3 separate regions of the Homo sapiens genome follow, and regions 1 and 3 are each linked to region 2. The links are chromatin loops, found by intact Hi-C in ENCODE. Cell type or tissue: endothelial cell of umbilical vein. All regions are shown on one strand.

Evidence for each region. Hi-C counts contacts between places; a loop is a spot of excess contacts. Peaks named below come from ENCODE experiments on the same cell type or tissue, not always from the same donor. Only the 100,000 strongest peaks of a DNase experiment are listed, where the experiment ranks them.
Region 1: it touches region 2 in a loop (5-fold over the local background); 33 of 110 quality-filtered maps call a loop at or near these places.
Region 3: a loop joins it to region 2, with 2.8 times the contacts of the local background. A loop is called at or near these places in 3 of 110 quality-filtered maps.

The regions. Positions count from the first base shown.
Region 1 is chr13:39,948,434-39,956,433 of GRCh38, forward strand. No RefSeq gene overlaps it. Among named protein-coding and RNA genes, the nearest start is that of LINC00332, 230 kb to the right of the region's middle. RefSeq lists an enhancer at 7,616-7,665. In endothelial cell of umbilical vein, no CTCF peak of the experiment used is centred here; DNase peaks (open chromatin) are centred at 3,298 and 4,178; H3K27ac peaks cover 2,061 bases.
Region 2 is chr13:39,772,869-39,780,868 of GRCh38, forward strand. It overlaps a transcript of COG6 not described here. Among named protein-coding and RNA genes, the nearest start is that of MIR4305, 110 kb to the left of the region's middle. In endothelial cell of umbilical vein, a CTCF peak has its summit at 4,709; DNase peaks (open chromatin) are centred at 1,153, 3,773 and 4,963; H3K27ac peaks cover 4,123 bases.
Region 3 is chr13:39,871,388-39,879,387 of GRCh38, forward strand. No RefSeq gene overlaps it. Among named protein-coding and RNA genes, the nearest start is that of MIR4305, 210 kb to the left of the region's middle. In endothelial cell of umbilical vein, no CTCF peak of the experiment used is centred here; DNase peaks (open chromatin) are centred at 3,424, 4,394, 5,054 and 5,934; H3K27ac peaks cover 4,431 bases.

The DNA.
Region 1 (8,000 bases), 180 kb after region 2:
ATTCAGAAGAGCTGGTACCATTCCTGCTGAAACTATTCCCAAAAATTCAGGTGGAGGGGCTCTTCTCTAATTCATTCTATAAGGCCAGCATCACCCTGTTACCCAAACCTGGCAGAGACACAACAATAAAAGAGAGTTTAAAACAGAAAACTTCAGGCCAATATCCTTGAGAAACATAGATGCAAAAATCCTTAACAAAATACTAGCAGACTGAACCCAGCAACATAGGAAAATGCTAATTCATCACAATGAATTAGGCTTTATCCCTGGGAAGCAAAGTTGATTCAACATATGCAAATCAATAAATGTGATTCATCACATGAACAGAACTATAGACAAAAACCACATGATCAACTCAATAGATGCAGAAAAGGCTTTCAGTAAAATTGAGCATCTCTTTATGTTAAAAAAGACCTTAACAAACTAGGCATTGAAGGAATATACCTCAAAATAATAAGAACCATCTATGACAAACCCACAGCCAACATTATACTGAATGGGAAAAACTTGGCAGCATTCTCCTTGAGAATCAAATCAAGACATGGATGCTTTCTCTCACCTTCCCTATTCAACATAGTACTGGAAGTTCTAGGCAGAGGAATCAGGCAAGAGAAAGAAATAAAAGACATCCAAACAGGAAGAAAGTCCAATTATCTCTGTTTGCAGACAATATGATTTTATACCTAGAAAAACCTCATAGTCTCTACCCAAAAGCTCCTATATCTGATCAATAACTTCAATAAAGTTTCAGGGTACAAAATCAGTGTTTACAAATCAGTAGTGTTTCTACACATCAACAACATTCAAACTGAGAGTCAAATCAAGAACACAATTCCATTCACAATAGCCACAGAAAGAATAAAGTGCCTAGGAGACAGCTAACCAGGGAGGTGAAAAATCTCTACAACAAAAATTACAAAACATTGTTCAAAGAAATCAGAGATGACACAAATGGAAAAACATTCCATGTTCATACACAGGAATAATCAATACTGTTAAAATGGCCATACTACCTGAAGCAATTTACAGATTCAATGCTATTCCTTTCAAACTACCAATGACATTATTCACAGGATTAGAAAAACTATTTTAATAAGTTTGGTTCCATATGAAAATAGTTTTTAATATGGAAAACTATTTCATAGGGAAAAACTATTTTCATATGAAACCAAAAAAGAGCCCGAATACCCAAGGCAATTCTAAGCAAAAAGAACAAAGCTGGGGGCATCGTGTTACCCAACTTTAAACTATACTCAGGCTACAGTAACTGAAACAATATGATACTGGTACAAAGACAGACACATAGACCAATGGAACAGAATAGAGTCCAGAAATAAAAGCACACACCTACAACCATCTGATCTTTAACAAAGTCAACAAAAACAAGCAATGTGAAAAGGACTCGCTATGCGATAAATGGTGCTGGAATAACTGACCAACCATACGCAGACGACTGAAACTGGACCTCTTCCTTACACCATACACAAAAAACAGCTCAAGATGAATTAAAGACATTTAAAACTTAAAACTATAAAAACCCTGAAAGATAACCTGGAAAATACCATTCCAGACATAGGCTCGGGCAAAGATTTCATGATAAAGATGCCAAAAGCAAGTGCAACAAAAACAAAAATTGATAAATGGACCTAATCAAACTAAGGAGCTTCCACACAGCAAAAGAAACTATCAACAGAGGAAACAGATAACCCATAGAATGGGAGAAAATACTTGCCAACTATGCATCTTACATAGGTCTAATATCCAGAATCTATAAGGAATTAAACAAAGTAACAAGCAAAAAATAAACAACCCCATTAAACAGGGGGCAAAGGACATGAACAGACACTTTTCAAAAGAAGACATACAAGTGGTCAACAAGCATATGAAAAATGCTCAGCATCACAAATCGTTAGAAAAATGCAAATCAAAACCACAATGAGATATCAAGTCACACCAGTCAGAATGGCTATTATTAAAAAGACAAAAAATAACAGATGCTGGCAATGTTGCAGAGAAATAGTTAACACTTAAACACTGCTAGTGGGAATGTAAGTTAGTCCAGCCATTGTGGAAAGCAGTGTGGTGATTTCTCAAAGAACTTAAGAACTACCATACGACCCAGCAATCCCATTATTGGGCATATACCCAAAGGAATATAAATTATTGTGCCGTAAAAGACATGCATGTGTATGTTCATTGCAGCACTATTTACGATAGCAAAGATATGAAATCAACCTAAGTGCCCATCAATGGTAAACTGGATAAAGAAAATATGGCACATATACACCATAGAATACTACACAGCCATAAAAAGAATAAAATCATGTTGTTTGCAGCAACATGAATGGAGCTGAAAGTCATTATCCTAAGTGAACTAAAGCAGGAATAGAAAAAACAAATACCACATGTTCTTACTTATAAGTGGGAGCTAAACATTGAGTATATGTGGACACGTGTACTGGAAGGTGGAGTGTGGGGGGAGGGAGAGGATGGAAAAAGCTACCTATTGAGTACTATGCTTATTACCTGGATGATGAAATAACCTGTACGCAAGACCCCTGTGACACACAATTTACCTTATAACAAATCTGCACATGTACCCCTGAACCTAAAATAAAAATTAAAAAAAATGAATTTCTCTTCCTCCCTATAGTAGATATTGTGAGAGATACAAAGGTCAATAAAATAGGATTGCTGCTTTCAAGACACTGTTATCTCGGAAGGAAGAACTAAATAAGTGCACAAATAACTCTAGGACCTCTGTCATGTACCCGGAGTGGACACAAATCAGTGATACTTTAAAATTACACTCCACAATTCCAATTTTTCATGCTGAATCCATGTCTATTGTTAATTACAACTCTTTAAAAATGCAACAAATGCTTTAATTCTTTGAGATAAACTGCAGTCATACTCGGTGTCCAGCCCCGAGCTGTGTCTGAATAATTTTGTTGCCCATATTTTGTGCCTCCAGGGCTGGGTGTGGCCAACAGCCACAGATGTTACACAGGATCAGCTGTGGGGGAGGAGGGAGGGCAGGGGGTGGATGGGGAGGGGAGGGGGCAGGAAGGAGAGGTCAGAGAGCGCTAAGCAGGAAGGAGAATGGTGGGAAAGTAGACTGGGAAGAACAGGGAAACTTTGGGCTTCCTCAGAGGTGAAGGCAGGCCCATGAAGAAGGAAGACAAAGAGCTCCATGAAGGTCCCTGTTACCAGAGCTGTTGTTTGGGGCCAACTCTATAATGAGCACTTTGAAGCTTTGGTCAGATCACTTCAGGCTGCCTTCCTCTCAGCTAAATGTTCAAGAGAAAGTATACAATTCCCTTTCCTTTTTATCTCCACAATTTGTATTTCCATGGGGCTTGGAACTTTTAACAAGTCAACACATCCTTCTCCTTCAAAAGACTTAGTTACTGAAATCTGTAGTCCCATCTCCTAAGAGGCATTAGATATCTTTGTATTAAGTTTTATTTTTACATTCAGGAAAATAACTCCTTGGTTTTCAAATAATTTTATTTACTATCATGCACCAAGTAGTTTATTTTAGAATCCTGGGATCTTTCAGGTAAAAAGCCCAAAGAACTGATAGATAATTAAATGGCAGCTTGGGTTCTTGCTGTTGTTAATGTGAGTATTATCTGTAATATTACTATTGGTAACAAATATAGCCTTCCTTCAAAGCGATGAAGAGATGAGAAACTGTTTTACTGTGAAAGTCCTTCTGATGCACTAGAAAGACAGTAGCAAGGTTTTAAAAGGGGCAACTAGGATATTTTTAAATATAGGGTTTCTTCCCCTCTCAAACTATAAAGTAGTGTTTTAGCCATGGTGGTAATTTCATACAATGAATAAAAATTAAAACCCACTAATATATCTGAAAATACAACTTACTAAATTTTACTGACTGGTAAATTATAGACTGTATTGAGTCACTATGATAAATGCTAATGGAACATGGAAAGAAAAATGCTGTTTTCCCATTGGCTGGGTGACTGGTCTTTAACTGCTGGGGAAGACCAGCTCAGTAAACAGGAAATCATCTCCATGGCAACAGGCCATTCAACCTAACTTTTTAATACATGAAGAGGTAATTACTTTATTTTTTATTTCCATTTTTATAATTTTCACAGTTTATAATAGCAGTGAGGACCTGTCGGTCAGGCATTTCCTGGCTGTTAATAACAGGCTGATTTAAGGTCACGAATGCTTAAACATTGTGCCAATTTTTTTTTTTTTTAATGAAAAGAGAACTGTGATTTTTTTCCCTTCCTGAAGTCTGTAGCACAAATAAATGACAGAATTTTATGTTCACACACATGGTGTTTTGATTTCCTGCAGATGATAACATCAGAGACATGACTGAGAACCATTGGGGGTGTTGGGGGTAGGGAGTGGGACACCACAGAAAAGTCACAGCTGGGTTCCTGGGGATGGTAGGATGAAAAACAAACCCGGGGGATTGAGAGAGAAAGACTGAGTGCCCTGCAGGAAAGAATTCAGAAGGAGATGCACAGCCTCAGAGCCCAGTGTATGTTCTGTGGAGACGGTGATCAGTGAAGGGTTCTTTCTGAATGTACCACAGGGGCAGGAGGCCTGGGAAGTTTCCCTGGCACTGGGCCAACCTGAAACACCCAGGATATAATGTCTCCCCTACTAGGTAGGTAACCTTAGTGATCTATGCATTGAAGCATCTCAAGCCAGCCTGCAGTTATGTACTGTCTTAGGAACAAGAGGAGAAGACTGAGTGAAGTCATTACCTAAGGCAGCAGAACCCATAGCACAGCCATGCTCTGAAGGAGAGGCAGGGCCCAGGCAGGGGCACAGTGCTCACAGCAGCCGGTGGGCAATTTTCAATCCAGCTCTTCAGTCTGTTCCCCAGCTTTGAGTACTTAAAGGGAAGATGGTACAAGAAGGGTGTGGCAACCCTCTTCAGCTACTTTGCTCATAATACAATCCTATTTCACTATCATTGTGTAGACATCCAACATGAAAAAGAGAAGACAGGAGAAAAATCTCTGACAGCCACACTCGTAGCCAACAGAGCACTAGGAAGTTACCACATTGCCATCAGGCCCCAGAGAAGCAAAGGGAAGAGAGCAGCTGCAGAGAATAGAAAGAAGGGAGGCACGGTGATTTGCCAGATATCCCAATGCAAACCCAAGAAGGCCCTTGAAACGAAGGGAGGGATGGTATCTATGAGAAGAACAGGATGAATCCTGCAGACAACGGAGCTGTGAACAGCTCAGGCACAGAGACTCGAGAATCCCGGAGATGCCCAGTGAAAACTGTGTCTCCCTGACAAATACTGGTATTTTGATGACTGCATAGTTGGAGATATAATAATTATCAAGTTTTATTTTTAAAAAACACTGAAGTTTATTTTACATTTTTAAAGCTATATTATTAGCACACAGAACCCACCAAAGTTGGAGAAAGGATAGATGCCACCAACAGGCTGACTCAGGAGCTGAGCTAAAATGCAGGGACATAGACTTTGGCCTTGGAGTACCCGAGAGGATTCCTCCTGGACTCCTTTTGCAGGGATTTTGTGATCATTACCCTCCTCAGCCACATTGACACGGGATGAGGGGTCACTAAAGTTAATTATTTCTTTCCCTTGCCTTTCTGTCATTGCAGATTTTATTACCTTAAAATCTGAGATACCAAGATCTGCTCCTCCACCCATCATCCCAAATCAGGCATCTGGACCTTCCAGTGTCATCGTTAAGATGGCCTCACACACAGGGACCAGAATTCCTCTTCTCAGATTAGGGCTGCTCAGATTTGGAATCCTGTTGCTTTTCTTCTATTTCCTCGAAGTCAGGGTCAGCTTGGGAAAAGCTGTCAAACAAAGTACTAAATGTGGGTGTGTCCATCCTCCTTCTAAAACTTCCTACCTAAACTATGAGAGGAGGACACGTTTGGATTTTACCATGCCTTAGTATTTTCAGCATCCTTTGGAAGAGTTTCATACTGTTACGCCTTGTCATCCATGTCATGCCTAAATTACCATAAGCATTAATAAAAATAATCCTTAATAGAGTTGAAAAGAATGAAGCAGAAATGTGTCTTCTGAATGGCAAGCACTGTGCTAATGAAACAGGCATTTTCTTCAGCCACAGGAGCTTAGGAGAGGCAAATTAAGCATTGTGCCCTGCTCTCCAGCTGACTTGCAAAATATTCTTTCCAACCCCAGCCCTTCTAATCTGGGAGGAAGAGGAATCCCGATAATATCTCACAATCCCTCATCTTCCCAGGAGTGCCTCCCAGTTGTCAATATAGGCAGCTGCCTCATTGGGGACCCTCGTGCACTCATATATTGATGGCAAATGCTTCTTTCTTGTGTGGTGGTTCGTGGCAAGACCAATCTCATTACTGAAGCCTCCTGGTAGAGTAAGATTTCTCCCTTGTTGTGTTGTGAATCAGGTCGATTTTTATAACCTAGACTGAAAGCTCAGTGAGGCTAGATACCATATCTACCTTGTTTTCTGATGCCATTTCAATGTCACATACCTACTAGGCACTCAGTATTTTTGAATACCTGGAATTCACTCTAGATGCAGCCTGCACAGGTCCCAGGAAATTCATTTGCTTCTTTCTCCCAGGCTGCTTCAAATCCACACTCCTCCAGTTAGCTTCTCTCAGAAGATTCATTCCCCAACACCAAAAAAGAGGATTAAATAATATGTATTCTTTCGCTCACTTTTGTGGCATGCCATCCACACAAAAACTCCTGTAAAGTCACCACTGTCATTCCAGAATACTTCCATTAAATAATGGTTGAGTTTGCACTATTTTCATTTATTCCTTTTTTTTTTTTTTTTTTTTTTGAGACAGAATGTCCCTCTCTCACCAGGCTGGAGTGCAGTGGTGTGATCTCGGCTCACCGCAATCTCCGCCTTCCAGGTTCAAGTGATTCTCATGCCTCAGCCTCCCCAGTGGCTGGGATTTCAGGCACCCGCCACCATGCCTGGCTGATTTTTGTATTTTTAGTAGAGATGGGGTTTTGCTACATTGGCCACTGGTCTTGAACTCCTGACCTCAAGTGATCCGCCCTCCTCAGCCTCTCAAAGTGCTGGGATTACAGATGTGAGCCACCGGACCCGGCCCACTCTTTTCATTTCTTAACCAAGGTATTTCAATATCTGTCCTTGCCTGTATTACATGGGTCGCAGCTTCAACATGAAACTAAACTGTGATTGAAGTAACCATTGAGATACAGATTGGATTTCAGTCTTTCAAAAAAAAAAAAAACCTGTCACTCTAGTAACAGATTTCCTGGTTCCCTGATCTTGTGTCCTGTGTGTCTTCAACAGCTGTGGGCATCTCTAAAGTAAGTCACAAGCTCAAACTGTGTCTGTGGTTTGAGGCTAATGGGTATGAATGGATTTGCACCATACCTAGTATGTAGCCTCATTTTCTACTCTCAGATCCTCTTAGATTCCCAATAAGTAACATCAAATACTGCCTCAAGTAGTTTGGCATAGATGGGGATGCCCTACATAGAGGAGGTCATTCTAGATTGAAAAGAAAATTTAAGAAGGCAAGAAGCTAGATAAGTTGTGATCAGGGTTGGCATTCACTGAAGGAGCTATTACAGGAGACAGTAAAATGTGATGCTGGACATCAGATTCTGTCTGCAGTAAGAGGATAGCAGAGCTAATAGGGACTCACTCCAGAAGACACAGAGAAGTACTCCAAGGGCATCAGACTTCTGACATCCAGTGTGAAAGTGGGGTCAGAAGGCAGAGGATGGAACCAGGTTTCAAGCAGAAGTCAGATCTATCACAGGAGACCCAGAGGGGATTTCCTGGGTGGTTTGCTTGGTGATTCAGTCAGCTTTAATTGCCTTTCCTCCTTGGGGCTACTTGAGTAGCTTGAAGGCTCTGCTGAATCTGATGAAGACACAACAGAAGCATCAGGGTGACCTTAAGCAGGGCCTGTCCTTGGAAAGTGCGCCAGGCAAGTAAACCTGCCGGCATGTGGGAAAAGATTCACACCAA
Region 2 (8,000 bases):
GTTGCTAGCTGGTGAAGACCTGCCCTCCTGCCACTGTCTCTGGGGACTATCTTCTTTCGGAACATTTGCCATTTTGGATCACCAATTTGGGGCCAGGAGCTTTGTATATTTTATGTCTCCTCCTAACATCAAACTGACAAGGTAGACCTGGGTCTCTGTTTATTAGTCGAGAATCGGAAGGGCTTTAGAGATGGAGGGACTTGCCCCAGTGGCACAGCAAGATCAAAGCCATTTCTATCCACCCCCACTCCTCTTACCTCTCCACCTTCCCTCCATCCTAATGCCAGGAAGGGAAAAATAGCCTGTCTGTCTTCAAGGCAGCCAGAGGGAGGAGATGACTTCCAAGGGTGCAGGTCATTTGGGATATTTACAAACACTTATTTCTTAGGAAGAGGCTTAGGCCTAAATGGAAGCCACAATAGGCACTTTCCAAATCAACTTCCTTGGTAGTGTGAGGGGAAAGATCTTTACATGATCTTAAGCACTGGAGATTGTCTATTTCTGAGACTCCTGACAAAGAGAAAGATAATTTATGCCATTTTTACATTTTTCCACTAACAGCCAAACAGGCAGGGACACCATAATTCTCAATTATTAGAAGCTGCGTATGTTTTACCTCTGCTTCAATTAGAACAAGAGGAAAACAAAAGCCCTGAACTGAAGAGTGAATGATTTTAGATTGGCGGCACCCATTTAATAAAAGAGCTGGGCCACTATCACTTAGGAGTTACTCTATTTAGAGAGAATAATCACTGGAATGTAGAAACTCTGTTCCAGCCTGACTCCAATCAGGATTCTTTTAAAGCTAGTAGTTTTGAGGAAATAGGTTAATTATTTTTTATTACTTAAGTTCTATCCACCTCACAATCAGCTACTTATTGCTTAAAAGTCAATGCATTCCTTAGAATAAGAAATGCTTTGGATAGCACATGTAAAACCTATCATGGTGTACTCTAATTGGTCCAGATGGAAATGGAAATTACAAACCTATTGACATTTTTGCTTTTTTTTTTTTTTACCCAATCATGTCTAAATACTGACCAAAATAAACCTAGAAATTAATCATACAAGGGAATGTGAAGGTTGGCAGACGTTTGGTTAGAAATCCATAGGAGTATGTGGTGTGGGCTGACTGTACAGGCTTCGAAACTGCCCCACAGTCACAGATCAGGATGGTCAAATTGCAGGAAATGACCGGCTGACTGCTTCCCTGACTATGTTTAAAGGGCAAATGAGAGCATGCTATTTATAGGATGCTCATCAATAAGCTCCAAGTTCATAGCTGCCGAAGGAAACCTTAGTCTTGACTTTCAAAGTCTTCCACATTATTCTTTCCCAAACCACATATCATTTTAAAACTTTATGAAGGTAATACACATTTTGAAGTCTTCTTTTTGCCAGTGAAAAATCATTTTTCCCCTAAATGTTAGGCCAGTTGTTTCTGGTATTTACAGAAGAATATAAGATATTTATTAAACATTGTTTTAAAAAACAAATATGAGAACTATATTTAGTATTTGTTACAACTGATGCTCAAAAACTCTTTGGTGGTGTTGGATATTTAAAAATTTCTTTTCACTTCTGTGGACTTTTATGCTGGTTCTTTTGTAAGTCTTTTTGTTTATAATTTACTTTTATCAGTGGTTTGGAGCAGAATTTTAAATATTTTTACATCTAGGAAGTTCACAAAGTTGGAAAAAAATTTCTTTTTTCTTTTTTTTTTTGAGACAGAGTCTCGCTCTGTCACGCAGGCTGGAGTGCAGTGGTGCCATCTCAGCTCACTGCAACCTCCACCTCCCGGGTTCAAGCGATTCTTCTGCCTCAGCCTCCCGAGTAGCTAGGATTACAGGTGCATGCCACCATGCCCAGGTAATTTTTGTATTTTTAGTAGAGACAGGGTTTCACCATATTGGCCAGGCAGGTCTCAAAATCCTGACCTCATGATCTGCCCACCTCATCCTTCCAAAGTGCTGGGATTACAGGTGTGAGCCACCGCGCCTGGCTGGAAAAAAATTTCAAAGTTTATATTTTCACACCATTGCAAAATCAGTGTGATTGTATTCAGATAATTCCGAGAGATTGCAAATTTATTATTAATAGTTACATTAAAAGAGGCTATAAAAATGCAAAGCTACAAAAATGACAATGAAATATCAACACTCAGGCAGGGGAATGGGCATTTCCATTGCTCATTGCTCTCCCAGCCTTGGAGGAAGTTCTGCTTTTGCTGGGAGGCCGTCAGGCATCATGGGTGGGTGTGTCTGCTCGGGAGCCAGGCCTGGCCTGGAGGTTCCATTTCGTTTGTCATCTGTTACCTAAGGTAAGTTACTCTGGGAAAGTAACATAACCTAGTTTGTCTCAGTTTCCTCATTGGTCAGATGAGGCTAATGATGTTGTGACTCAAATAAGTTAAGACAGGTAAAAAGTGTAGAACAGTGGAGGGCACAAAATCAGCATTCACTGGATGTTAGCTCTTCTTATTTTCATTATAGTTATGTTTCTAGGATTAGATTTGAGAAAAAGAAAAAGTATACAACAGCTCAGTTTTCTCCACACACTCTACCCACTTGGTATAATGGGAAAAGTTCTAGATGAAGAACGAGGACATCTGGGATCCAGTCCTGACTTTGACTTTCACTAGCCTTTGACCTTACTATACATCCTGGGTTTTGGTTTCCTCATCACTAAAACTGAGGGGGGTTGTACAGAAGGCTCCCTGCTCCCATTCACCCCTCACATCCTGTGACCTTGCTTGAGTGGCTCACAAAGCCCTAATAATGTAGTTCTTTTTCATGTAGTTTTACATTTTAATACAATACCGAAACAAATTAAAGCATCTGGAATCCAGCTACAGTAAAAGCTGGAAATATCCTAAAATAATCTTTCAGAGATACATCTGAAATTTTTTTTTTTTTTTTGAGACGGAGTTTTGCTCTTGTTGCCTAGGCTGGAGTGCAATGGTGCGATCTCGGCTCACTGCGACCTCTGCCTCCCAGGTTCAAGTGATTCTCCTACCTCAGCCTCCCAAGTAGCTGGGATTACAGGCATGTGCCACCACGCCTGGCTAATTTCATATTTTTAATAGAGATGGGGTTTCTCCATGTTGGTCAGTCTGGTCTCGAACTCCCCACCTCAGGTGATCCACCCGCCTTGGTCTCCCAAAGTGCTGGGATTACAGCTGTGAGCCACTGCACCCGGTCGAAAGTTTTGTTTTAGGCAAACTTCTGATCAGCAAAAAGCTGGAAAAACGTAACTATATTTTAAAAGATAAAGAAAACAACTACAAAAGAATAGTAGTATCAGCACTTTCCTTCCAGTGTTTGGCTTTGTTTCTAGGAACTCTGAGGTGAAAAAAAAGAGGCAGAGGAGGGAGGAGGAGTAGGCAGAAGGGGAGCAAGAGGATACAACTTGTGTGCTATGTGTGGTTGTTATTTTAAGGAAGTTTATTCTGACCAATTTTATCCAAAGAATAAATCAACAAACACCCAGAAGCAATCTGCCCTAAGTTTTTTATTTCCAATATAGACCTAATCAGAATAATCAGGTTTTGTCAAAAAAGTTTCCAGTAAAATAGCTGTCTCTGTCTTCTCCATTGTTATTGTTAGATATTAGCCCTTCTGATCTTGCACAGTCCCCTTGCCTGGTAACGTTAACTAAGTAAATATTAATACTGTACACTTTTCCTTTGGAAAATGAAGGAGAACAAATGGGAAAAGATGTAACAAATGTTCTGCAGCCCTGTTATAAATATTTTATGAATGAATCAGAGAAATTGAAGATGAAAAAAGCCCACTAATTCAGCCAGTACCCTGATGTCTACTGCTGTATTCTTTCAAGCGGTTTGTCTGGTCTGGTCTTTAGTGACTCAGGTTATAGGGAATTTACCACTTCTGTCGAAGCTGCTTTTGTAGTGGGGACTATCTAGCTGCTAGGAAAGTTTGTCAAATTCCCCTTGCTTTTGTTTAGTTTTCTCATTAGTCTCATTTGATTTTGTTTATTTAATTGCTTATTTTTAGTGTCTTTAGATTCTTAATTGATTTCTACGTGTCTTTTCTATTGCTTTCTTTTTTGTTCATTCAGCTTTTCTCTCTTTAGTTGTTACCAGGAAGAAACCAAAACAGCTTTTTGGCTTGTAGATAGGTGAGAAGTAACAATTGGTTCCATCACCAAATTAACAACAACACTTGCTACATCAAGTGTTAGGCTAACTACTTTGCATACATTATCTAATTTATTAAGCACCTTCTTTTTGCCAGACACTGAGAAGGCAAGGTTAAATATGACCCTGCCACTGTTGGCAGGGCCTTATAATGTAGTAGGGGAGATAAGCATTCAAATAGATAGTGTCAACACAGCATATTCAGTGTGTGGGGCTATTTTCAGAGTCATCCTGGAGCACAGAGGGGGGTGTCCACTCCAGCAGTGAAGAGCAAGGAACGAGGGCAGAGGTCAGGTGGCATGGGAGAGAGATACCCCAGGTGAGTTGACCCATAACCTGATTCCTGTAAGAATAAGAGTTAACTAGGTTAGAAGGGGGTGTGGAGCTGGAGAGGATAGCTACTTGGGAAACTACATAAAGTTTAATGTTATTAGGTTGAAAAATGTGAGAGTTGTTGGAAGATGAGGTAGGCCAGGAGAAGAAACCGGCCAGGTTTGTATTACTTGGTGGAAAACTTGAACTTTGCTTTGGATTTTAAGAACAGAAATAAGGCTGCCATGTGAAGAACACACAGGAGGGGCAGCAGAGAGACTGGCATCTTTCCTGGTGAGGGATCACCAGTGTTGCAATCGCAGAGTCAGGTTAGCTCTTCTTGGTTGGAGTATCTTTAAGGCCATCTGGTCTGACTCTAAATGACTAGGAAATTACTCATCATGTGCCTTCTAACTCTCTGAGTAGTTATTTCCATTTCCTTGATACTGAAAAAAGGGTAGTAGGGAATGTATGTTTGCTGCGGCCAGTGGGGTTATGTCAAATAATGGTTACTTACTGACAGCAGTCTAACAGTTTCTGGGAAGACTAATGTGCTCCTAACTGCATATGTGGGAGAGAAACAAGAACTACCCATTTACTGAATATCCACTCTGTGCAAAGCCCAGTGCCATGGGCATTAACATTCATGGTATCAGCAAGGTGGCAGCAAAGAGTCAATCTTCTGAGAGTTAAGCAGTCCTAATCAACACATTATAGGAAATAACTATGTGCAGAAGTTATCCTGTCTAAGAGATGAGTTACTTATATTTTCCTCCCAGCCTAAAAGGAATAGTTTATAAAAAATAGTTAATACTTGAGGTTGATAGATTTAATACATATCCAATTTGGGTAAAGTGACTATGGTGTATTCTCAGGACAGGAAGGACCCTAAAGGATGCTATAATCTGACTAATTATAATTGTAACAGGCTTCTCTGAAGTAATGTGTAATGGAAAGGTAGTGTCTGCCTAGAGCCTAGAAAAGGCAGCATAGGGCAAAAGGCCTTGACCAGCATTAATTCATAACAACCAATGAAAGAAGGGACTATGTAGCTCATGTGCATTATTGATTTCTAAGTGTCTAAAAACACATCAGAATTTGCTGCAGCTTAGATAAAACATTTACTGAACATGTATTGCCAGAATGTGAGCTTATTGATAATCTCCTTAGTATCAGGAGAGGATATAGCAGTAACGTGTAGATTCTGCCTTCAGACCCCCCTGGATTGGTATCTTGACTTTGCCACTTAGAAGCTGTATTAGTTATCTGTGAAAACAGAACAAATTATTCAAACTTAGTTATTTAAAACAATATTATTTCACAGTTTCTCTAAGTCAGAGATTCAGAAGTGGCATAGTTGGGCAGTTTTGCCTCAGGGGCTATCATGGTTGTTGTCATCTGAAGGCTTGACTGGGGCAGGAGGGGAGCCACTGCCAGGGTGGCTTATCCACATGGCTGACACGTTGGTCTGGTTTTGGTCCTCCCCTTGTGGGCCTCCACACAGGCTGCCTGAGAGTCTTCACCACATGATGCCTGGCTTCCTTGAAAGTGAGAAATCCATGAGAATGCCAGGTAGAAGGAGTAGTGTCTTACATCCTAGCCTAAGAAGCATATGCCCTCACTTCCACCATATGCTTTTTATTAGAATTGAGTCTCTAAGTCTGGTTCAAATCAAGGGAGAAGGAAAATTATACTCCACTTTTTGAAGAGAGGAGTGTCAAAAAATTTGCATGCTACTGTAAACTGTCACACTGCGTGACCTTGAGCAATCTATTTAAAAGCTTTATGCTCCAATTTTTTCACCAGTAAAATAGAAATGACATTAGTATCTGCTTTATAGAGTTGTAAGGATAAAATAAATCAATGTAAAGAGCTTAAAACAGTGCAGGGTGTATGGTAAGTGCTTTCAGTAAGATTAGCAATGATGCTGATTACTAATTCTATTCTAAGTCTGTTTGACCTGTGATAGAGCTAATCCAGAGACAAGAACAAAAGATGCTGGCATCAGTCACGTGTGTCTCTTAAATCGATCATTCCTATAAGCAACGGTGTTATCTCCACATCATCCTATTGGGCTTTGCAGAACCTGGATACTGTTTTGCCTAGGCTGCAGATCCAGGACAGGCAGCATGCATTCTTCTGTGTCACAAAGCCTTGTTTTTCTTTTCTCATCAGAGGAAGTGGTCTGGAAAAGTGCCAGCCAGGCTATGTGACTTCTCAGGTTCAACATCATGGAGATGAGAAAGACCAAATGGCACCCAGGGTCCTGCTGAAATCAGAGGCATAAATCTCAGCTGCAGGCATGAGGAGCAATTCAGGAACCCTTGAATAGATCCTTTCAGATTCTTAACGTGGCTTCATTGAACGAAGACCTCTCCAGGGTTCTGTCCTAAAGTCACCTCAGAAAGCTGTGTCTCTGACATCACAGGAAGGGGACCCAGGGCCAGAAATCACTTCAGCATCATTCACCTCAATTTCACCTCTGAGAATTGAGGTATCATGAACAAACGTTACAAGAATGCTCAAGAATCTGGCTACCAAATAGTCCATAGAGATATTATCCTAGATTAAATAAAATTAAGAAACATTTATTAGGCACCTACTCTAGGCAAGTCACAGTATTTCTTAAATTGGAAGAAACTTGCTGATGGATGAAGAATGAATAGAATTTTAACCCATGCAGGACTTAAAGAAAATAATTGCTATCTGCTCCAGTCAAAGTCCACAGTGACATTCCAAGAACATGTGTCAGGAAATTGACTGAGAAAAGAGTTTTGAATTTTTGACTTACAAATGCATTGAGTTCGAACTAGAAACCAAAATCTACTTTTTTGCCTACTTTTCTCAAGTACAGCCGTCACACCAACAAGCTTGCTTTCAAAAAGGGAAAAGAAGATGTTTGATAGGATCAGAATATCCCAACTCCTGATATCTGACCAAATTAAATTTAAATGTTCAGAACTTTGCTTTTGAATATATAAAGCAACATGATGGCTGGCACCAAGGAAGGCAAGACCACCAGTAGTCTAAATGTTACCCTCAGGCATGCATGCCCTGGCAGCTGACCCTTCCCTGAAAGAAATGTCCCTTCTATTCAAAGACAATGTCTGGGGTGAAGTAATTTATTAATTTATTAATACAAGAAGTAAAAAATACTATTTTTGGCCTAATATCCATAATAATATGGAAGAAATGACAAAAGAAACCCCATGGGTTCTCAACGTATTACACTTTCAGCCAACTTAATAGAAGACTTGGCTTTAGGATAAATGCTTGTATGTTTTATAAACACTCCTATTATTTAGGGAGGTCTGAGGGCATCTGGACATAGAATATTATTTTCAAGTTATAGCACATAATTTTTCAGGCAAAACTTACCCTTCAGAATGGAATATGAGCCATTTAATTTCCCCTTGTGTTTAGTCATATGAAAAAATGCCACACAAGGACCCGGGCAGAGAAACAAAGATAAGAGCTAGTCTTTTCCTTGCACAAAAATCTGCACGAGGAAAGGCGATGGCTCTCGTTA
Region 3 (8,000 bases), 99 kb after region 2:
ACAAAATTAAAAAGAATAATAAAATGTAACCTGGAAGAGAAAATAAAGATTCTAGGGAAAAAACTAACAAAATAAGGGAAGTTAGACATTCTGGTGCAAAATTAAATTCAATATACATCTCAGAATTTTCAAATTACGCTTCTTTGAATAAACAGTTTACGCTACCCAAACATGCTGATTGTTTCTGAATTCCTTTCAAACTTGGGAACATATGTAGGCATCGTGGTGGACATGTAAATGAATGTTTCCACGCAAAGGGTACTCATAAATCATTTGTTTTTCAAATGAAATGCCAGCTTATGTTAAGAGGACAGCATTACTTAGAAAAATATGCCACTATGGAAATTGATAATATATGTGCAGTTCCAGCACCAGGAAATCATTTTTAAACACAATATCTAAAAAATCGATATTTTACAGAAAAATAAATGGGCCAAGTGTGTCTTAATATTAAAGGAAGAATAGAATTACAGAAAAAAAGACATCAAAATAAGGAGTAAATACAATTTCATATCATTACATAAAAAGTATTTTCAGGACCACAAATATTGTAGCTGTCATCCTCATCCTCAACCTCATCATCATCAAAACCATTAAGAGCTTTGTATGTTAATAAAAATGTGGCACGGTAAAAAGAGAATTTTATACTTTTCTAGGAGCTAATATTGTATAAGAAGGCCACCCTGAAATGTCTACGCAAGTGAAAACCATACTGATGTCTACTTTAGGAAAATGGTAAAGTAAAACACATAGAGGGTTATGGAAATTCTCACTTAAAAAAACAAAGTTTTAATGGAAGTTCTCTGGACTATCTTCTTAATTTTTCTGTTAACCCAAAACTTTTATAAAAATTAAGTTTTTTTTTGATAAAACCTTTAGGTTCCATATATGTTGGAGGTGATTGAAATTTGGTGGAGGTGGCAATGGTGAATAATACAGAACTTCATGAAGAAGTCAGAAATGCCCTTGGGCTTTCAGATAAGCAATCTTTTAACACTTTCTGGTGAAAAGCAGGATTTTATAGCAGTTTGAACAATGGAACTGACATGGTTGGTTAGGGAGGAAGTTGTAGCCACGTGGTGTGAGCCACAGGGAGGCTCACAGGTAGCAGTGAGGTGCCTGGACAGTGGAGGCTCTGCAGAGTTTATGAAGAAATGACTTGTAGACCTAAAAAGAGAGCGCTCACAAAGGATTGTTGTCTCCTAATAACCAACTGTGAACCAACATTTTGGACTTAGTGAATCAAAATTTAGTTTAGACACTATGAACTATTATTATGTTACAATGGGTCAAATAAATAAAAATTTATTTACTTTTTAATTGCAAGAGCATAAGAAGGCTCAACTTTTCTAATTGCCCTGAGTTTCTGAAGTTTTGCCAGATTACCATTGAGCCCAGTTTTAGAGAGCAGACCAATATCTGTATTAAAGTCACTTTATGCAGAGAAAACTAGATACAGCAGGAGCTGTGAAAGAGGAACCGAAAAGATTTGCCAATAGACTGTATATTTGGATTAGAGGAAAGAAGCCTATCTCATACCTTATTACAATATCAATTCCAAATTAATTAATAATTTCAATGTGGAATGGAAACAAAGGGGGGAAAAGCAATATTTACATGATTCTAGAAATAAGGAAGCATTTTCTAATCATGACACTAAAATCAATTGTTTTTATCATTTTGAACATAAATAGCCTAAACAATATTTTTAGGTTTAAAACATTCAAAAAAATATTTGTTGTATACATACATATCAGATAAAAGGTTAAGATCTTTAATATATAATGAGCTCTTGGAAATCAACGATAGCTGAATATACCAAAAGGAAAATGGCAAAGGACATGAATAGGCTCGCTCAAAAAAGAAATATGGATGGCCAATACACATTTGACATCATATTCATTCCTTTTTTTTTTTTTTTTTTTTTGAGACAGAGTCTCACTCTGTTGTCCAGGCTGGAGTACAATGGCGTGATCTCGGCTCACTGCAAACTCTGCCTCCCCGGTTCAAGTGATTCTCCTGCCTCAGCCTCCTGAGTAGCTGGGATTACAGCTGCCCACCACCACGCCCAGCTAATTTTTGTATTTTTAGTAGAAACAGCATTTCACCAGGTTGGCCAGGCTGGTCTCAAACTCCTGACCTCATGTGATCCACCCACCTCGGCCTCCCATAGTGCTGGAATTACAGGCACAAGCCACCATGCCTGGCCAATATTCATTCTTAATATAATGCAAAGAAGTTCAAATTAAAAGCGATAATAAGATACCATTTCTCCTCTGTCAGTTATATAAAGGTTAAAAATGATAATACCTAGTGTTGGCTAAGTAACAAGCCAAAAATGATGGCAGAAGTATTCATCTTTCCACAGGAAAACTTGTCAATATTTATTAAAGTTCCTTAATGTTTATTAAAAGCATTCCTTTTGATACTGGAATTTCAACTATAAAAATTACAATGATGGTATAAGTATATTCATCTCGGGATTTTTAATATTAAAAAATTGAAAAAGCAAGCATTGCAACAGTAGAGAACAGAGTTAAATAAATTATGCATCTTACATAGTCATTGAAAGTTTTAATTTTGTAGTGAATTATATTGTAGAATTAATTTTTATTCTTTAAAAATTATATTGTAGAAGAATATTAGTTAACATTGGATAAATTTAGGCTCTTGTTTAAAGTCAAAAGAGCAGAGCGCAAAACTGCATATATTGGTGATCTTATTGCTATTAAAAATATTGTGTATATATCAAGAAGATATGAAAGACTATACAACAAAATGCTAGTGAAAACTGTCTTTTGATGTTAGGAGTACAGGTAATATTAAGCAGCTGAATGGAAAAGTTCTTATGCTTTACCCTGTAAAACTTTCTGTTTTTGTCACTTTTGGTTTGAATTAGTAATAGAATTTTGATTCAATATTACTGAGTTGACACAAAATTGAATCAAGGACAAAACTTAGGACATCTAGCATGATAGATGGAAATTGAATGACAAAATGATTTGGGGGTGATGGAATGATTTTAAATCATCTGGCTTAAAATGAGGACTTTGGCACAAAAGAGGAAGGTATGATTAATGTAGCTGGGCTGGTGGCATCCAGTACTGGGGTTTGGATGAGTTCCTTTGGTGGACATTTCAAGAGTCAGTTTGCATAAAGTTCTGAGCAGCCATCTGGGAAGGATCATCTCAGGACAAACTTGGCCTAAGAGCAAAGCACCACAGTGAGAGGCTCAGTGGTTCTGAGTTATCATCGTGTTTGTCACTCACATGGGTCCCAATACAATGCTGGTGAATTTCCTGAGTCCTGGGAAAGGAAATGGTTATATCAAAATTCAAAGACCGGATTTAGTTTTTAAAAATGTTACCAGAAAGTAGGAACACAAGCACACTGCTTTGGTGCCATTCAAGTAGAAAGTAATGCAAAAGGGGTGAATAGCATTCTGCCAGTTGGCTCAAGTTGCAGCCTTTGTAATTTTATACTCTTCTGCAAAAGCAGAGTAGCATCCTTGAACTATGCCACTCAACCCCACCCCTCAGCTAGGCCTAGCTTATGCTCTGATGGCTCCTTAGTGGGCACTGGGATGTAAAGAACTAGTTTCAACTAGCTTTTAGTAGGGACTGCCAATGAGCAGGAAATTGGAGTCCGGGATATTATTGAGCCTCAAATTATGTTTATATTAAATAGGACTTTTTCGTTGTTCCACTGGTTTTTAAACTTTTCTTTTTAACAGCAGACACTTTTTGTGAGTTAAATGTTATGTGTAATCCAGAACAAAAAACTGATTACTGCTGAGCTGACTGACATAAGGAGTGGGGCAAGGGGGAAGGAGTATAAAAACCCAGCGGCCCCTTGTCATCCTCTCTGTAACCTAGGGATACCTCTTGGAACCATTAGGGCTGAAAACCACAGATCCATCCAACTTCCAGAGATGTGCAATGACTTGCTCAACACATGTGGCAGCAAAGACAGGGCTGGATCCAGCACTCCTTTCCCTGGGATATTTTTCCCTCCCCATCACTCCCTGTATGATTTCTCTAGCACTTCTTCCTTAGAAAGCCTCTGTGGTGCTCCTTTTTGAGAAACACTGAGTCCTGGGGGTTGGGAGGAAGAGGAACAGAGCACATGTTACATGGTGAGATAGCCCTGAGAGAGATGGGACAAGCTACACAAACCTCAGTGGAAAAGCCGTACAGAGCCTGCACATGCCGGCCCCTGAGTCCCTTGGCAGTGAAGCCGAGCATCTCCTTAGGGCTGTGTTTTCTGGAGGACATGAAGGGGCCCTGAACAGGGTGGGTTTTCTGCAGGCATTCCCTCCTGCTGCCGCACAGTGCGGCTGAACCCTCTGGCCTTCCGAGGTCACCGTGGGTCCTCTGAGAGAGCCTTTGATTTAACATGTAAGGGAATTCCCACTGGCTGATTAAATATTTTTATATTTTATCATCTTCCTGCAGCTAACAGCTTTTGGCATGCAGGGTATTTTTATGAACGTTATAAGTAAATATTATGGGGTCAGTCACAGAGATGAACATGGATTTGCAAGCCTAGGGCTGGAAGACATTAGGCCTCACATTTAAAACAATGTGGGTATGGAAAAAATTAAAATATCGAGAACTTGAAAACACTCAAAGCCTGCAACCGTGCATCTATAATCCAATGTTAACAGAATTCAGATAAAATCAAATTGATTTTAAGTGCTACATTTAGATATCCAAGGGGAATTCATTGCTTTTATACTTGAGTTTTGAGCATTTATCAGGAGAGAGACAGTAGGATTACACTTTCACATTAAATATCACCAGTTTTGTTTTCCAGACAGGACTAGACCCTTCCACAAAGCATGACAGATTCTCAAGATGCCAAACCACTGCTTAGAGTTTCCAGGGGCCACAGGTCACTCTTGGTTCAAATGGCCCTTTGGAAAATAAAATAAATAAATTAAAAAAATGCAACTCCAGTGGCATCATGGTCTGGTACCCTCTTGGGTAAGAAAGTCTGGGTGAGCTGCTTGGAAACTGATGTCAGAAAAATCCTCCTTGACACACGGTGAGTCACAGCTGGGAATTTACGTCTTCCTAAGCAACTGCTAAACTTCTGCTGTGGTTGTGGCCATTTCATAGCCACAGGCCTATGGATTCCCTGGGGAATCCACGCATAGTGTTATTGGTCAGTGGTTCCTAATGACATCTGTCTCAAGACACCTCCTCAAAGCATCTTTTCTACTTTCCTCCCATCTCCCATAGTCCCTGGCACAGGTCAGGATGAATGGAAGGTGCTTAACAAATATATCTGATTTGGTTTGCTGATCTATTTTTCCCTATCAATCTCATTTCACCTCTCCCAGTGGTTTGCTGTTTGCTCTTGTGCTACCTTAAATCTAAACTTACATGAATCCAAATAATTTTATAAGCTTTCTCATTAGTTGGAGTGCATTTATTCAACACATCTATAAATGTTCTTCTCTTTCAAGTGTTGGCAACTTAACGGGATTTGCTGTTGTCTGCAAATTCAAGAGCCTGGCCTAAGTGTATGTAATTAACAGAGGCTTAGTGCCAGGGATATAGCAGACAGTCAGTAAATACACAAGGAGGGAAGGAAGGGATGGAGGGAGGGAAGGAGGGAGGGAGGGAGGAAAAGAAGGAAAGAGGAAGGGGAGGAGGGAGGAAAAAGGAAGAAAAGAAGGAAGAAAGAAGGGAGGAAGAAAGAAAGGTAGAGAAGAAAGAAGTCGGGGAGGAACCACCCTGGTGTATAGTTCAGTTCCATCAGGGTGATTTTGAAACCCCTTGTGAACATCCTGATTAAAGGATAGGCCCCTGTAACAACCTAGGTAAGAATCCTTTTCCAATAAGGAGGTGCAGTGGAGATAAGATGACAGAAGGGCGTGGAGGAAAGAAAGTGCAGAAAGGTCAGATAGTGTATAGGGCTGAGGCGCCAGGGGAACGGCGCTGAAGATGCTGACCTGGCTCCAGCAGGAAGTCGTGCTAAATCTCCTGCCAAGTTCCACAGCTCTGCTTTCTGCAGTCCTCAGAAAGCTCTTGAAAACCCTATTTGAAAAATGCTGGTGTAGATTGGGGTGTCTTATCAAGTTGATCTGAATGTAATGAAAATCTTCAGAAGTCTAGAACAGATGGTACCTTACACTTTCTCTTGCTTACCCAGCCTGCCTCTCTCACATCGGGAACAGATTACATCGTTCCAGGCCCAGCATCAAGCCAGTCTCTGACCCTGCTTTTGGAGTTTCTCCCCACCTTCCCCTCTTTGCCATGCCCGATGGCCGTCTTCACTGCCCCTCACCACAAAAGCTGGGAATCACACAAAGAGATTTGCCTGCCCTCTGGAAACTGCCCCAGGAGGTTTTACATTTTTCTTTGATTGGAACCTGTAGTACCAACTGACAAGCTGGGTTTGGGTCATCCCTGGAGAAGTCAAGTGGGATTGTAGGGGAGGGTCTTTTGAGAATGCACAAGAAGGAACCTAGTAGAGGGGACACGCTTATTTTTGTTCTCTGAAATGAGACTTTATTGACCTCCCAGGTGAGCTCTTCAATGTTAGAAAATAGCTAGGGGCTGGGAGCGGTGGCTCATGCCCGTAATCCCAGCATTTTGGGATGCCAAGGCGGGTGGATAGCTGGAGGCCAGGAGTTCAAGACCAGCCTGGCCAACATGGTGAAACCCCGTCTCTACTAAAAATACAAAAATTAGCTGGGCATGGTGGCACGTGCTTGTAATCCCAGCTACTTGGGAGGCTGAGGCAGGGGAATCACTTGAACCCGGGAGGCAGAGGTTGCAGTGAGCCGAGATCGTGCCATTGCATTCCAGCCTGGGTGACGAGAGCAAAACTCTATCTCAAAAAAAAAAAAAAAAGAAAGAAAAAGCAAAAAGAAGAAAAGGAAATAGCTAGAGAGGAGAAGGAGGGAAAGACGGACTAATTTTTTAAAGACTCAGCAAGTCATGGCTGGTTAAAGGTTAGATTTGTATGACTATTCGAAGCAGCTCTGTGCTGATAATGGCAATATATTTTTTTTTCTTTTTTCTTTCTTTCTTTTTTTTTTTTTTCAGATGGAGTCTTGCTCTGTTGCCCGGGCTGGAGTGCAGTGGTGTGATATTGGCTCACTGCAACCCTCCTGGGTTCCAGTGATTCTCCTGCCTTAGCCACGAGCAGCTGGGATTACAAGCATGCGCTAGCTATCATACCTGGCTAATTTTTGTATTTTAGTTAGAGACAGGGTTTCACCATGTTGCCCAGGCTGGTTTTGAACTCTGGACCTCAGGTGATCCACCCACCTCGGCCTCTCAAAGTGCTGGGATTACAGGCGTGAGCCACCATGCCCAGCCGATAATAGTAATATCTAATGAGATGAAATGCTTACTAAGTGCCAGGCACAGTGTTAAACACTAACTTCACTTACTCCTCACAAGAAGCCTGTGAAGTAAGTACTTTCATCATCTTGGATTTACAGATGAAGAAACTAAGGCTGGCAAAAATGAAGTAAAATTTCAAGGGTATGTAGCTGGTAAATGGCAGAACTTGAACTTTTGAATTTGTGTTTCTGGTTAGTATTCTATTATCTTTGTACTTTGGGACACACACACACACGTACACAAACTGAGTAAATCCTATTAAATAAATCCTGTTCCAAGATTAAAATTCACAATTGCCTTTTTTCTAGGTTTAAGAGTTTTCACTACTTGAACTTGCATTGCCTAGTTCTCAAGTGGGTTTGCTTCAACACCAAGCTATGTCACCTGCCAAACTAAAGCAATCTCTGACTCTCTCATTTCTCCCCCTAATGCACAAAGCACAAGCACAAACTGCCGGGGTGTTCTAGAACCCTGGACTAAAAACCCAAGACTTTATATACGCAACTCAAGTTCCTCGATTTTCTTTCTTTCCAAAGATTCTGAAATACCTTCTGGCCCACTGCTTCGTACAAAAGAGCAGTTTCCCTGACCAAGGAAATTGTGGTTGTGGGATTCTTGAGCCATCTTCTTAGAGAAGTT